Regions from separate parts of the Homo sapiens genome. Here region 1 is linked to region 2. The links are chromatin contacts, found by Hi-C in ENCODE. All regions are on one chromosome and are shown on one strand. The core of a region is the stretch at or near the end of the contact, and the rest is flanking DNA. Distances in the headings are between cores, read along the strand shown. Region 1 has its middle 56 kb from the start of EDN1. Region 2 overlaps HIVEP1 (HIVEP zinc finger 1).

The links. Hi-C counts contacts between places; a loop is a spot of excess contacts on that map. Pooled maps may share reads with other maps.
Region 1: a loop to region 2 is called in a pooled map, with 4 times the contacts of the local background. The contact joins two enhancer-like sites. A Hi-C loop is called at or near these places in 3 of 37 single-sample maps with no recorded cell type and 7 of 50 pooled maps.

What each region holds. Positions count from the first base shown.
Region 1 is chr6:12,230,823-12,238,111 of GRCh38, reverse strand. It overlaps a transcript of EDN1 not described here. Among named protein-coding and RNA genes, the nearest start is that of EDN1, 56 kb to the left of the region's middle. Within about 2 kb of position 3,636, at least 3 of the 41 ENCODE cell types and tissues checked have a DNase peak (open chromatin) inside an H3K27ac peak, as active enhancers do.
Region 2 is chr6:12,114,967-12,121,489 of GRCh38, reverse strand. It overlaps HIVEP1 (HIVEP zinc finger 1), which reads right to left. Exons shown (of 9, transcript NM_002114.4): 4 at 1-1,600. Among named protein-coding and RNA genes, the nearest start is that of HIVEP1, 110 kb to the right of the region's middle. RefSeq lists enhancers at 2,092-2,201, 2,212-2,321, 2,040-2,334, 2,352-2,401. Within about 2 kb of position 2,214, at least 3 of the 41 ENCODE cell types and tissues checked have a DNase peak (open chromatin) inside an H3K27ac peak, as active enhancers do.

The DNA.
Region 1 (7,289 bases), core at 2,387-4,886, 120 kb before region 2:
CAACTTCTGCCTCCCGGGTTCAAGTGATTCTCTTGCCTCAGCCTCCCGAGTAGCTGGGATGACAGATGCCTGCCACAGGCCTGACAAATATTTTTTGTGTTTTTAGTAGAGACAGGGTTTCACCATATTGGCCAGGTTGGTCTTGAACTCCTGACCTCAAGTGATCCTCCCACCTCGGCCTCCCAAAGTGGTGGGATTACAGGCGTGAGCCACCGCGCCCGCTGGGTTTTCCTTTTTTAAGGCCTGAGATTGATTTCCATGTATTAACCTTTGAGTACATGAGAAATGCCCATTCTCAGACGATGCAGTTTGGGAGTGTTAAGTCACTTTCTATAGTAGAGACAATTCTCTGCACCAAGAATAGAAGTATATGAAACATTCTTCAACTGGAGCTCGGATCCCATAGGACAACAGTGTCTGTATAGCATCATTATAAAGCACAGGCAGCCCCGGAGTAGCAGGTCATCATATGGTCCTAGGATGAAAACCTCAGTCGTTCAGCAGATTATGAGGAAAGACACTAGGAGTTCCACTCTCTCATTCCAGAGCAAAGTCAGAATCTCTTGCTTACTGATGTCCCTCACAAATTCTAAAACACAGCAATATGTTTTCTCATGCAAGCATTTATCAAAATTTACCACATTTATAAAAAAATTGTAAGTTTACAATTTTGTAAGACTTTTTGGTCTTCTCTTCCAGCCTAGGTATCACTTTCTCAGGACTATCTCCGACCTGAAAACCTCTTTATATTCTTTGAGGTTAAAAGGTTTTATTTTGAGATAAGCGTGGATAATGTTACTCAATCTTTGTTCCAGTTAAGAAATACTGGCCTAATTACATTATTCACAATAGCAAAGACTTGGAACCAACCCCAATGTCCATCAATGATAGTCTGGATTAAGAAAATATGGCACATATACACCATGGAATACTATGCAGCCATAAAAAGGATGAGTTCATGTCCTTTGTAGGGACATGGATGAAGCTGGAAACCATCATTCTGAGCAAACTATAGCAAGGACAGAAAACCAAACACCACCGCATGTTCTCACTTATAGGAGGGAATTGAACAATGAGAACACTTGGACACAGGGTGGGGAACATCACACACCGGTACCTGATGTGGGGTGGGGGGAGGGGGAAGGGATAGCATTAGGAGAAATACCTAATGTAAATGATGAGTTAATGGGTGCAGCACACCAACATGGCACATGTATACATATGTAACAAACCTGCACGTTGTGCACATGTACCCTAGAACCTAAAGAATAATAATAATTAAAAAAAAGAAATATACTTGATAGAAGTTAAGAAGTAAAAGTTTCCTAACAAAAAAAAAAAAAGAAATATTGGCCTAATTAATTAGAAACATACTTGGACTGTCACTTGAGCTTACTCAGGATAAGAGATTTATAATAAAGCACTTAGAATTTTACCAGTTTTTTTCCTAATTTCATCTTCCATATCAAATATTTTAGGAAAAATGAATTTATATATAAAGCTCCCTTTTTAAAGTGAAAATCTACTTTTATTATTAATTGTTTGGCATCAGGGCCAGGCACGGTGGCTCACGCCTGTAATCCCTGCACTTTGGGAAGCCAAGGTAGGTGGATCACCTGAGGTCAGGAGTTTGAGACCAGCCCAGCCAACGTGGCAAAACCCCATCTCTACTAAAAATACAAAAAAAATAGCCTAGTGTGGTGGCACACGCCTGTAGTCCCAGCTACTGGGAAGGCTGAGGCAGGAGAATCACTGGAACCTGAGAGATGGAGGTTGCACTCCAGCCTGGGTGACAGAACGAGATGCCTTCTAAAAAAAAAAAAATTGTTTGGCATCAAAATTACTCATTCACTGGAAGCCATTAGAAAATGTACATTCAAATTTATTCTATTATTGAATGGAAAAACCTACAAAGTGAGATAATACTTTTCTTTTTATTCGCAACCAAGGAATCAGTTTTATTCCCATGGAATCAAATAGGGATTCCTTTTCAACTATTCAGTTGAAATAAGTCAAGAAACAATTCAGTTATCTCAAACAGAATACAGTTTAAAAAGACTGACATACCATTATTGTTATGAAATCTTGTATACAAGAAAAACATGGAGAAACAATCTTTTGAAAGTCTGCTTGTAAAGCCAGTATTCAGGATAGCCCTGTTATGATGTACGCTTTGTGTCTCAGAGAAATCAGAATGTCTGCAACAAAGGCCTATGTGATGGCAATATTGCAGAGCTGCACTGTCCAATATGGTAGACACCAGTCACTTGTGGCTATTTAAATTTAAATTAATGAAAATTAAATAAAAGTAAACACTTGGTCCAGTCTTACTGGCCACATTTCAAATGCTCAATAGTCACCTATGGCCACTGCAGAGCACAAGTAACATTTTCTACATTGCGGAAAGTTCTGTTGGACAGCTCTGTTTTAGAGTCTACTGTAGTACAGATTATCTGTTAAAAGAATGGCTCAACCAATAGCGATCTCAAGTAAGAAATTCGGAGTGAGAGCACAGGAAGGAACTAGAATGGGAGAGGCTTTGAAATGAACAGGCACTGTCTTGGCATTACATACTAGCCATTCAAGGGGAGACCGTTCATGGCAGTGCTTCCTCTTTTCATGGTACTTTTTGTATTTCTTTTTGGTGTATGGAGAGTCAGGGAGTTATGAACTATATGGATTTATCTACTTTGGAAAAACAGAGAAGCATATATTCCCGATAATCATTGTCCTTAGACATGTTAGTAAACATTGCTATGTGGAAGTCACCATGTTACCAAAATTAGCAGCAGATTCAGTGGAGAATAGGAAGGAAGCCTGAGCAGGACAGACTTTCTAAGGAAACGGAGAAAGCTGAGGTTCCTGCCTCACATTTTCCATACAATTGCGCTGTACTTTAGAACCATCTACCTCTTAGTGAAGTCCAACCCCTATTCTACGAATGAGAAAATGGAGACCCAGAGACAAAGAAGTGACTTACCCAAGAACACTTATGGTATCACTGGAACAAGACCAGGGGCGAGATCTCCCTTCTAACATGACTTGGCCCACATTACTACTACTCACTTGCCAAGCAGATACTCCAATCCTCCCCTTCAAACAATGAATATGATAAAATCATCCTTTTAAAGAATAACTGAATTTCAGTTCAGGAAGCACTGTAATTGTCCAAGTGAATGTTTGTCAAATATCTCTTTCTGGTTTTGTTTCTTCATGAATGATCTAGAGTCTGGTCACTTGCTGTCTGGCCCATCCTCAAAAGCCAAACTTTCTCCTAAACTCTGGCTATCTCAGTAGGTCCATGGACACCAATGAAGTCCCCATCTCTGAATGCAAACCTTCCTGATCAATGTAACCTTGGAGAACAGGTTAATTCTAGCACCTTGAGTGAGTTCCAGGTAGGATTCTGGCAGTTCTGGTTGGGTTTGCAGCCAAGAGCCAAAATGCCCCAAAAGAGCCTGAAGTGGACCCTGGTCTTGGTCTTGGCCTTAGAGGTCAGCAGAGCAGTGTTTAACAGCAGAGACTTTTGCTTCAGAAAGACTTGACTTCCAAGTCAATCCAAGCCCAGCCATTTGTCTGTGACTGGACCACTAAGTGACCTCCGCCTCCGTTTCCTCACTTAAAAGTTGAAGTAATAAGAAACACTTCCCTGTGGTTTTGAAAGGATTAAGTTGGCTACTTACTATACATATCTAGCATAATGTGTTAGTGTCAGGAACATGGGATTCACCCCATGAAAGGGGATGTCATTGTTAACTGGTCTGAGAACCCAGAGAAGCAGCAGAAAGACACCTTGGGGGTTCTTGCTTCCAGGCAGCCACCTGGGAGTCAGTTTTCAGATCCTGGCTCTCTACTACCAGCTGAGGGAGCATTTCCAGTTTCAGCTCTCAAATTGTGCCAGTTTAATAAATGCATCAGACCACAAGGTGGTGCTTGATTCTAAAGTTTGATATCAGGAGGCTTTTCTAACCACAAAAGTAGTGAATAGCAAAGTGCATTCAACATTGTTAACAAGAGCCAACTTCCTAACCCTGATACAGATGTATAGGTGGGCTCCTGGCCTCTCTGACTGAAGACCAAGGAGTGTGAGCCACACAAGGAGCATTTGGCATGTGAGGGGGATGGGGAGAGCCTCAGCAAAGCTGAAGCCTTTATTTGGTTTCTTTTCCTACAGCATTATGTAAACTCCTGTCAAACCTACACTTGTGCTGTGTGGTTGTCCTCCAATTTCTGTATTACTCAGGCTCCCATGAGCAGCAGTTCAAGGAGTACAGGGAGGAGGAGCGGAAGAAGGGTGTTCTTGGGACATCAACCCCAAGGTATTTCAAAGCCCACTTCCTCTCGTAGTGCAATGACTGATGCCTCCAGCTATGAGTACAGGTCATGAGGCTCTGTATGTAAAGCAGATGTCACCCCTTTTTATTTTCAACATGCCAGCGTGATGCCACTGGGTCTTGGTGAGTTGGCATCACACACATCATCAGCAGCAATCTTGCCCATGCGGTCGGCTCTGTATAATAACATCTGTATTATAATAATAATAATCATAGTGCCTTAGGTAGGTAGAGCAGCTTGAATTGTCCAAAGGACTTTGCAACCAATTTGCAGTTATTATTGACAGAGCTTTGGTCCTGGTGCAGTCGCTACCTGGACATGACCTTGGGCAATTTCGTGAATTCTGTTTACCTGTAAAATGGTGGAGGAAGAAGGCGGGTAGACTAGATAATTTCTACAGTCCTCTTTAATGCTAGAATTCTGTGAATCAGTCTTGTTTTTCCCTCAGAAGAAGTTCTCCATCCATGAACATTTAGGCTTTAGGGGATGCTAAGAGGGATTTAGGGGGAACCCCTGATGAAAACAAGCAAAATGGAAAAGATCAGGAAAAGGTAGGAGGACAGAGCTAGGAAGGGCTAGGCTTGGAGACAGAATAAAAGAGCTGAAAAGGACTCAGGACCTATAACTTTGGATGAAGGCAACTGAAAGGCTTTTGTGGGAAATACCCCTGTAAAGGAAAACAAAGAGAAAAAAGAGAAAACTTAAATCTGCTGGGTTTTCTTTGGATCCAGCCAAAGGATTAGCTCTAAGATTGTTTTCTAGCTGATCCTCTGATAACAGCTTTCTAAAGGCTTGTGTAGACATCCCTTCACCAAATTTTTTGACCTTTTAATCCTTCTGAAAGTGACCTGTCCCTCTTTCTACTAATGAGAACAGAAAAATAAAAGAAAGTTTGCCAGTCGTCTTTTCAAGAACATTTTGTTGATTTTCTCATTGATGTGAAGGCTGTACCCAACAACCTTTCATTATAAGGTAACCAAAAGGTATATGCATGAATCACAACAGCTACCGTTCATAAACTATACCACTAATTCATAGTTTGCAACATTTTCCTTTAGTCTATTAATACTTTGAGTGAAAGAATCATTTAGGATCAACTTTATTTTAATAGATGCAATTTCATCTTAACTAAGACATTTATGCATTTTTTTCCTTCTAATAACGAAACCACTAACACTGCGGTAAGGCAGAGGAAATGAAAGATGAGTTTGACAGCATCAGGCTGCTTGGCTCAGAGAAAATACAAGATTGCTACATTCCACAAGTTACTGAATTTGGGGGAGCGCTGCATTTGTCCTCTTGAAATGATCTGACTCAGCTTCTCTGAATTTTATGAGTACCCTGGTCATGTCATCTGGGAATCATATGACCCTTATTTATTTGATACTGGACATTTTATTGCTTGGTGAAAAAAAAACCCAATAACTAAAAATATGAACAGACTTCCCATATGGTGATCTAATCAGATATATGTATTGGTAGAGACTATGATCGTGTTACCATATAAAGTGTATATTATAATTATATGTTTTATATTTTATTATATAAAATTATAACATATACTTTATTATATTATATTATAAATATAATATAATATACACTTTATTATATTATATTATAAATATAAACACTTTATTATATTATATTATAATTTTATATAATAAAATATAAAATATATAATTATAATATACACATTATATGCTTCATATTAAGAGATTATATAAAAATGTGAAGAACTGGTATCTCTTAGGAAAATGTCAACATTTTACCCTTTCTTTTATTTAATCTGAATGCTAAAAAAGTCTTTATGGTTTTAAGTCTATTGTTTTTTGGTTTTTTAAAAACTTGTTTTACTAGGTAATAACCAGGAAATTATGACAATAAAGTTTACCTCCCTTAGAAAATCACCGTTAGGTGACTTTATCCACAGTCATCACTGAACACATTAAATTTATACAAGAGATGGAAGCTTATTATAAAGAAAAATTACCATTTATGTGTAACTTGAGTGATATCTGAGTAAAAACTAAAAAAAAAATCAGACAAGAATATTATTTCATGAAAATGTCAGGGTTATAGTGTCTTTCAGTTTCACCAATTCCTCTCTGTTTAATAAAATAAATTTATAGCTTTAACCTACAACTCTGCAGACAACCATGTGTTTGCTTTTGAAATAGTTGTCTAAAAAGCTACTGAAATATTTCCATTTTGCTTCTGTTCAGAGCACGACCCTGGAAGAATCTAGAAGTCAAATTACTATTTAGTTTTAGTAGAAGAAAAAAATAATGTTTAATAGTCAAAGCTGGGCAGCAAATGCATATGGGAAAAACAATAAAACGTGTCTTGAATGGATTTCACTCCATATGAGTTTCCTTTTCCATTGCTTTTCAAATTTGTTTCATTCCTTTAAGTTGATGCTTTTATCTTTTCCTGTTAAGCATGGATTTGACTTTTGATTCGTTGAATTGCAGTGTTGGTGGAACACTGGTTTTTACAATTAAAAATGCCAAGCAAAAAATGTGGCTCCCAGGAGCCCTTCCTGGTCAGTGGTGTTCAATCACCCACTCCTGGCAGAAAGTAAGTGCTGCGGAGAAGCAGGAGTGCCAGGGTTAGATGGCTGAAAGTTCACAGCCAGTTCTGGGCTGTTAATCTCACGGCTTATTGTTTGGTTATAAATCTATTTTTTATTAAAATATAATTACACTTACATAGTAACAAGGCTTGTATATTATGGCAAGTCATTTTTCACAGGGAGAGAACTGCAGACAGATTGCTGGAGATGCAAGGAATTATATTTCTCCACCTTAGGCCAATGAACTACTGTTTTGGTTCTGTGCCTTGGGCAAATCATTTTCAAAAAAGTCTCCTGAGTCTCCAAAAATCTTTCACCCTTTCTTTCTTCCATCTGCAACAGACCCCGTTACTTAATAGAGAAGAACAAATACAGTCAATTC
Region 2 (6,523 bases), core at 965-3,464:
ACCACAACTTTCGGTAACTCTGTCACAGCTTGTGATTCTGCAGATCTGTCCTGTAGCAAAAAGTCACCTATCACATTTTCTGGACTGCTTGGAGTGAAGCTTGATTTTAGTAAAGTTTCAGCATTTGACATCCTCTTTATTATGTGCACAGGCTGCAGCTCCATGGCGCCCAGGTCATGCTGTCTCTCATCAGTGGCGCCTTCCTCCTCGCTCTCCCCACTGTCTTCTACGTCTGAATGAATACTAAGTGCTTTGGGGGACTCGTGGGACAAGAACAAGCCACCAGCATCTGGTTGCAAGACAAGACCCAGTTTGATAGTATGTGCGTGGGATTTCTTGTGCTTATACAGATTACTTTTAGTCTTAAATGAAAATCCACAAGTCACACAGGGATAGGGTCGCTCTCCAGTGTGGGAGCGGATATGCTTTAAAAGCACACTAGGCTTTGCACATGCTCTATTGCAATACTCACAAATATATTTTCCTTGTTTTTTTGGCTTCTGATCTTTCAGAAGAAGATTGCACATTTGCTCTACGCTTTGATTAACAACAGAGGCAACATGAGTTGAATTATAGATTGGCATGGGGGGCGACTGTGTAGAATTAGCCGGACTTATTGACAAAGGTGAAGCAGAATCCATTTGCTGGTTTTGAGGAGTAACCTGAGATCTACTGGAAGGTGAAGTTAGGCCTACAGATGATGTCACTGCTATATTATAAACCTGTTCAAGTTTGGCATTCTCTTGATTTTGCAGATTTGTCAGTGATCCTGTGAAACCTGAACACCCCGGAAGCTGTTGATTATGTTGGTTGGATTTGGGAACAAAGTGTTCATGTTGATGATACAAATGAGAAGCTGACTGCATTGCCCCTTGCTCATTCTTCTGAGCAGCAGACATATGGACTGTGTATGAGGTACAAGAAGACTGTGATTCAGCAACCAATTCCTGTGAAGTCTGATTTGGGGCATCCATTGAACTGTTTTTTAATTTGGGAGGGGAACGTGCAGTTTTATTTGGCCTCAGTTTTTCTGTCTTAATTGCACAAGGTGAGCCCTTTTGTGACAAGGTGCTCAGTTCTGGCTCCATTGCTTTCAGTAAGACATCGAATGCAGTGTTTGTATAGGAGGGGGACGTAGTGCCACAATGAGAAGAGATGCATTCGCTATTGTCAGTCCTGGTTTTACTTGACAAGGAACTTGAGTCACATTGTTCATCGAGGTCACTGAATTTGGCAGGATCAGCGCCTTCGGATCTCCATCTACGCAGTTCAGATGGTTGCTGCAGAAACAAGGGCTTCTTTGGGGAGACAGATTCTTCAGATTTTGAGGCTTCAGCAATTATTCCAGGTGTTTCTCCATTTTGTTTGGTAAACTGCTTCCCATTTTTTACAGGAATATAATTCTGTTTCTTGTGAGACTCCGAAGCACTATGAAGAACGGCGAAAGATGACTCTTCTGTATTTTGTTTATGTTTTGCCTGAAGAGGATTTCTCAGTGGGGATTTTGGTATTTTTTTCAGGTGATTCTCAGCTACGATCTTTTTGCGTTTCACACCTTTAAGGGATTCCGAAGTTCCTTTAACACCAGCCTGTAAGATTTCTGGAAAAAACAACAACAACAACAAACAATTGGTAACATTGTACATACACCAACTATAATTTTTTGAAAATTAAGATTACTATCATAAGGACATTATGACAAGTGAAGAAAGTATTTAAGGAAAGTCTATTTTTTAAATAAAATTGCACTTCTGCATTCCGGAAATTGAACAATGATGCCAATCAAAATCTATTGAAACACTCATTCAAAGACCTAAGTGTGCATTTCTAGAATGCTTATGTTCCTTTCTTGAATAATCAACATCCTGGAACTAGATCTTTCAAAACTGAATTATCTTTCCCCTTTTCACTATCATACTTAAACAGTGCTCCATGGGGTTAAAGAAACTGGTAACTAACAAGAAGTTTTGAGCTTGTCTTACAGCACTGCAGATAAAGAAACAGCTTGTTAGAACTCCCTCTGCTTGTAACAAAACTGGTTGACTGGTTGAAGCTGGTTGGAACTGGTATGGCTGATTGGGATCTGCACAGAATAGACTTCTTGCCAGATGAGGGACTTTCTGATATCAAAGCCAGTATTTTCACCACAGGTTTCACACCAACTCCCTCCGAATTTGCAAAGGCAACCCATGAGGAAGCACGAAGAGACAACTGTGCCTGCTCAAGGGACTTTCCAAACCTCCCCTCCCTTTCCAACAATCATTAACCAACCCCAAAACTCCTCCTCCAGCATCTCCTCCTTTTATATACTGCTTTAAGCTGGTAAGGGAAGACAGAATTGAGCCCATCTCCTGCATGGCTGCCTTGCCATTAATCTTTCTCTCTATAAAAATCCAGTGATTCAGTGTTTGGCTTTTCATTGTGTGCAGACAAATGGACCTAGATTGGCTTGGTAGCAATACCTGAGGACTCTGTCTACACAACAGTCTGAGAAGGCTGGCCAAAAAGAAGAAAATTCAACCCTTTAATGCTGAGTATTTGACTGTCTTATCTCATTAAGGTTCTTTTAAAACAAACTTTTCAGCAAATTTCTAAGTATGCAAAACTGATATTTTCAGGAGAAAAGGGGCTGCTAATATAATTTCTAGAGCAGACCATAGTCAGGACAGCCATGAAGTATTGCTGATGTAGCAATTATATCAATGAACAGAAAATTATGAAACTAAAATAATCCACTTATTTGTGGTTTCTTACCAACAAAATTAAAAAGTCATAAGGTTGTAATGGGCCTTGGTTTAAAAAAAATCACCACTTTAACTCAACAAAATATTCAATGGCTATGTTTCTTTGTCATTAGCAATAGGTAGGGCAGGTAGGCAGGTAGGGAGATAGGCAGAAAGAAGGTAAAACTTATTGCAAGAGAAATGAAATCACCTTAATTTCTAGTTGTGTTGGAAATAAATCAGTATTTAAGTGACAGTGCCCACAATCTATCAACTACTGTATTTTTGAGCAATAATTACTTGCCATGATTTACTTTGGTTTCCATTTGTTGGATTGTTGGGCATATGAACAAAAAATATTCAATCGTATATTACTCTATTTGTAGAAAGCCAACTACTTAATTCTCCACTATTTTCAAATAGCTGTTGCAACGTACATATTTGAAATTCATATTAGACCAAAATGTCTACACTGTAATAACTACTTATTGAGAATAAAATTTACATTAGAAATATTCTAGTAATATTGTGACATCAGTTTATATGCTCTCATATCATAGTTTAATGAAAAAAATGCATACTATTCCATTAAAGATATATTTACCCACCATAATAAAAAAAAAAACAAAAGGGGGTCTCATAACTAAAATATTTGAGCTAAAGAACAATAGAAAAAAGTATCAGTATTATTCACTTTTACAAAATGTTGAACAAACATTTTTTTATTCTCCAATCCACTCACTCATGAAATGATGTTTTCCCACTGGTTTTCCCTTATTAAGATGAATGTAAGAAAGTCAGTGATGCACTTTTTGACTCTCATTAACTCTATCAGGCAAGTAGGCAAAGTGAAAAATGATGCTCATCAACCTGGGCTGAGTAGTCTCTCTATCCACTTCCAAAAGCTAGATGTGGGTATCATAAAGGTGAAAGCCAGGAGGCTATTAAAATAAATACAAAAACAGAGATGAGAAACCACTTGGATGAGAAGCTAGCAGAGCTGAAACACCATGGACTTAAAAATAATCTACCCATGTCAGGCCCCATCCAGGACCTATTCAACCAGAGTCTTGGACAGGGTAGGTATGCCTGTTTTGCTCTGCTTCACAAACATTTTAAGATAAACTTTTATTTTTAGATAAAGTTATGTTATTCAAAATTAAATAATGTCTTATACTCCAAAGAAAAATGCAAAATTTCAACCCAGAAATACTGTATGTGATTTAAACAACAACAACAAAAACTGTAACCTTGTACTTAAAAGAAAATGACATTGAAGTTAAGATAAAGGAATTGCTAAACTTAAGATCCATATTTCTTTATAAGAGAAACTATTTTCTATAAATCTACTGGGAGTTAAGAATTGGAAAAACACATATGTTAAATGGAACTTTTGAACTACACGTTTTGATTTTACATATAGATGACCTCCTCTCTCATTTGTCAAAGCTTATAACACTTACATTTTATCTGTATCGTTGTTTATACTTAGTTATCTATTTAATTTTAACACTTGACTGGTGCTATTCCCTTCAAAACTTTGCATACTCCCTTGTTTTCTGGCAATTTGGTTTACACCTCAGAAAACTTTTCTTCTATGATATCTTCATATACGTTTTCTGGTCAACTTTTTTTGGAATAAAGTTCTTTTATTTAGGGAAAAGGTTTTTACCTTTTGTTTTCTCTACAATTTTCTAAAGCTTTTCTCTTATGTTGACAACTGAATTGTCACACCATTAAATTCTTTACTGTTTCATATTTATTCATTAGTTTTGGACTGATAGTATTTTGTTCTCATTTTATTCCCTTAGTTCCATATTTCCCATTTCATCTCATTTTATTGTCTCATATTAAGTTTGAACTCTTGCTTAAATACATTTATGATCTTTAGTTCTGCACTTAAAAACACTTGTGTTTCTGGAGTAATATTTCCTTTAAGGCAGAATTTGGGCCTGTCTTCCACATTCTCAAGGCTCTTCTACTGCCTGAGATCATGGGGAATGGTGATCTCACTCAGCACTCAGCTGAGAACATACTCCTGACAGTCTTTTTTGAGTTGTGTTCATTCTTCTGGATTTTGTTGGATCTTCTTTCTTTAACAGGTTCACTGTCCTTGTTCAAGGGATAAAGCCCACTCTACCACTGGTGCTTGGGAGGGGAGGAGGTAGTGAGATGACCCTGGACCTTGGATCAGTCTAAATTCAAGGACTTTTTTTTTTATTGTAAGGAGGGGAGAGGCTAGTGGAGGGGATGTGAGAGATGCAAACAGAAGGACGATGGCAGGCATATGTGAGAAGAATACTGCACTATCATTTTAGAGGTGGAAGTGAAAGCAAGGTGCCTGCCTCTCCATACATTTTTCACTCTCCACCCCTTGATTCTCAAGATCTGGGGCTGAACAGCTCAGAGTGGGCAGCTAAACCATCAGGCTAGGAATTATAGACAAATACCTTCTCTCGAGAACCAAGGCCCTAGAGTGGAAGGCAGCAGACCCTTGGGTTTTCAGATAATGAAATACCTGGAATAGTTTTTTAAACTTACCCTCATCTTGATTAATTTTAAATCTATCTATTAAAGAGTGACTGGAGTTATTTTCTCTTGTCCTCTTATCTATAGAAAAGAGCACAATCATCAAACCTTGTGGCTATATCTACAACATAGTCAAGAGGATGCATAGACCATAGTGCTTCAAAGCAGAAATAAAATTGGTATGAAGAGAAGGAGGAGACAGCTGTTCACCATTAGCACTTGTGCTTTTCCATCATTTTAAAGGCAATTTGTTGTTAAGGTGAATTAAATATAAAATACATTAGAGGACACAAAGAGAAAGACCAAGCAGTAGAAGGCAGCCCAAGGATTCACATGGAGCTTATGCAATGTGATCACTCCCCACCAACCCCACCAACCAGCACCCCCCGCGAGCCTCTGCCTCAGAGGAAGTACACTGGCTTCTATTCACCACCCTGATTCCAGAAATGTTGTCATTTTGCATGTTTGTTTTTACCATTACTAAGTTTAGACATACTTGGTGTACACCAGCATTGAAACACAACCCTCTCTCCTTACACAGGGAGAACTTACAGTCAGATTGGGAAGGGAAGAGAAAGATTCAAAATAGGAGTCAGGCAGCCACTGAAAACTGTATTCTCCCACTTGTCAGTGTGCTACCGGTAATGACTGAAAATCAAGCAGAAACTCTGAGGTATCAACACATCAAAAATCCAAACACGACTTCATATAACAGATACAAAGCACACTCAGGAGAGGGACCAAAATCAGCAGCACTGCCCCTGTCAGACCACTGACCTGGGCTTCGAAAGGAAAGCCAGCACTCTTCATCAGTTAGGGAGTCAAGAACAGCTTAGAAAGACCACAGGGGCCACTTTGTTAAAAAAAAAAAAAAAAAAAAAAAAAAAGAATAGTTGGGGAAGTATAAGTTAAGATTCCTGTGTTCTATGTGAAGTCACTGACACTTTATTTTCCAAGGCACAAATCTATTTATTAGGGCTTCTATGTTTCTTTGAAGAAGAGCACCAACGAGTTTGAAATATCACTGTCAGCTGTTTTTCAGGATTACTTCTAGAGAGTAACAGATTAAAAGCAAACAGATTAAAAGGCTCAAGAGTGCATCTTAGTTGCCAATAAAGTGTGGTAAAGCATATTCTTATGGTAAGTAGTAGGGATGATAAACCACAGCTCAGAGTGTGCTTAAAATCCTGTCTTGATTGAAGGTGAACCTCCAAATAAATCTCTTTTCAGATTTACTCAGAGACATGTCAGCTGAAAAACTTCAGATCTCT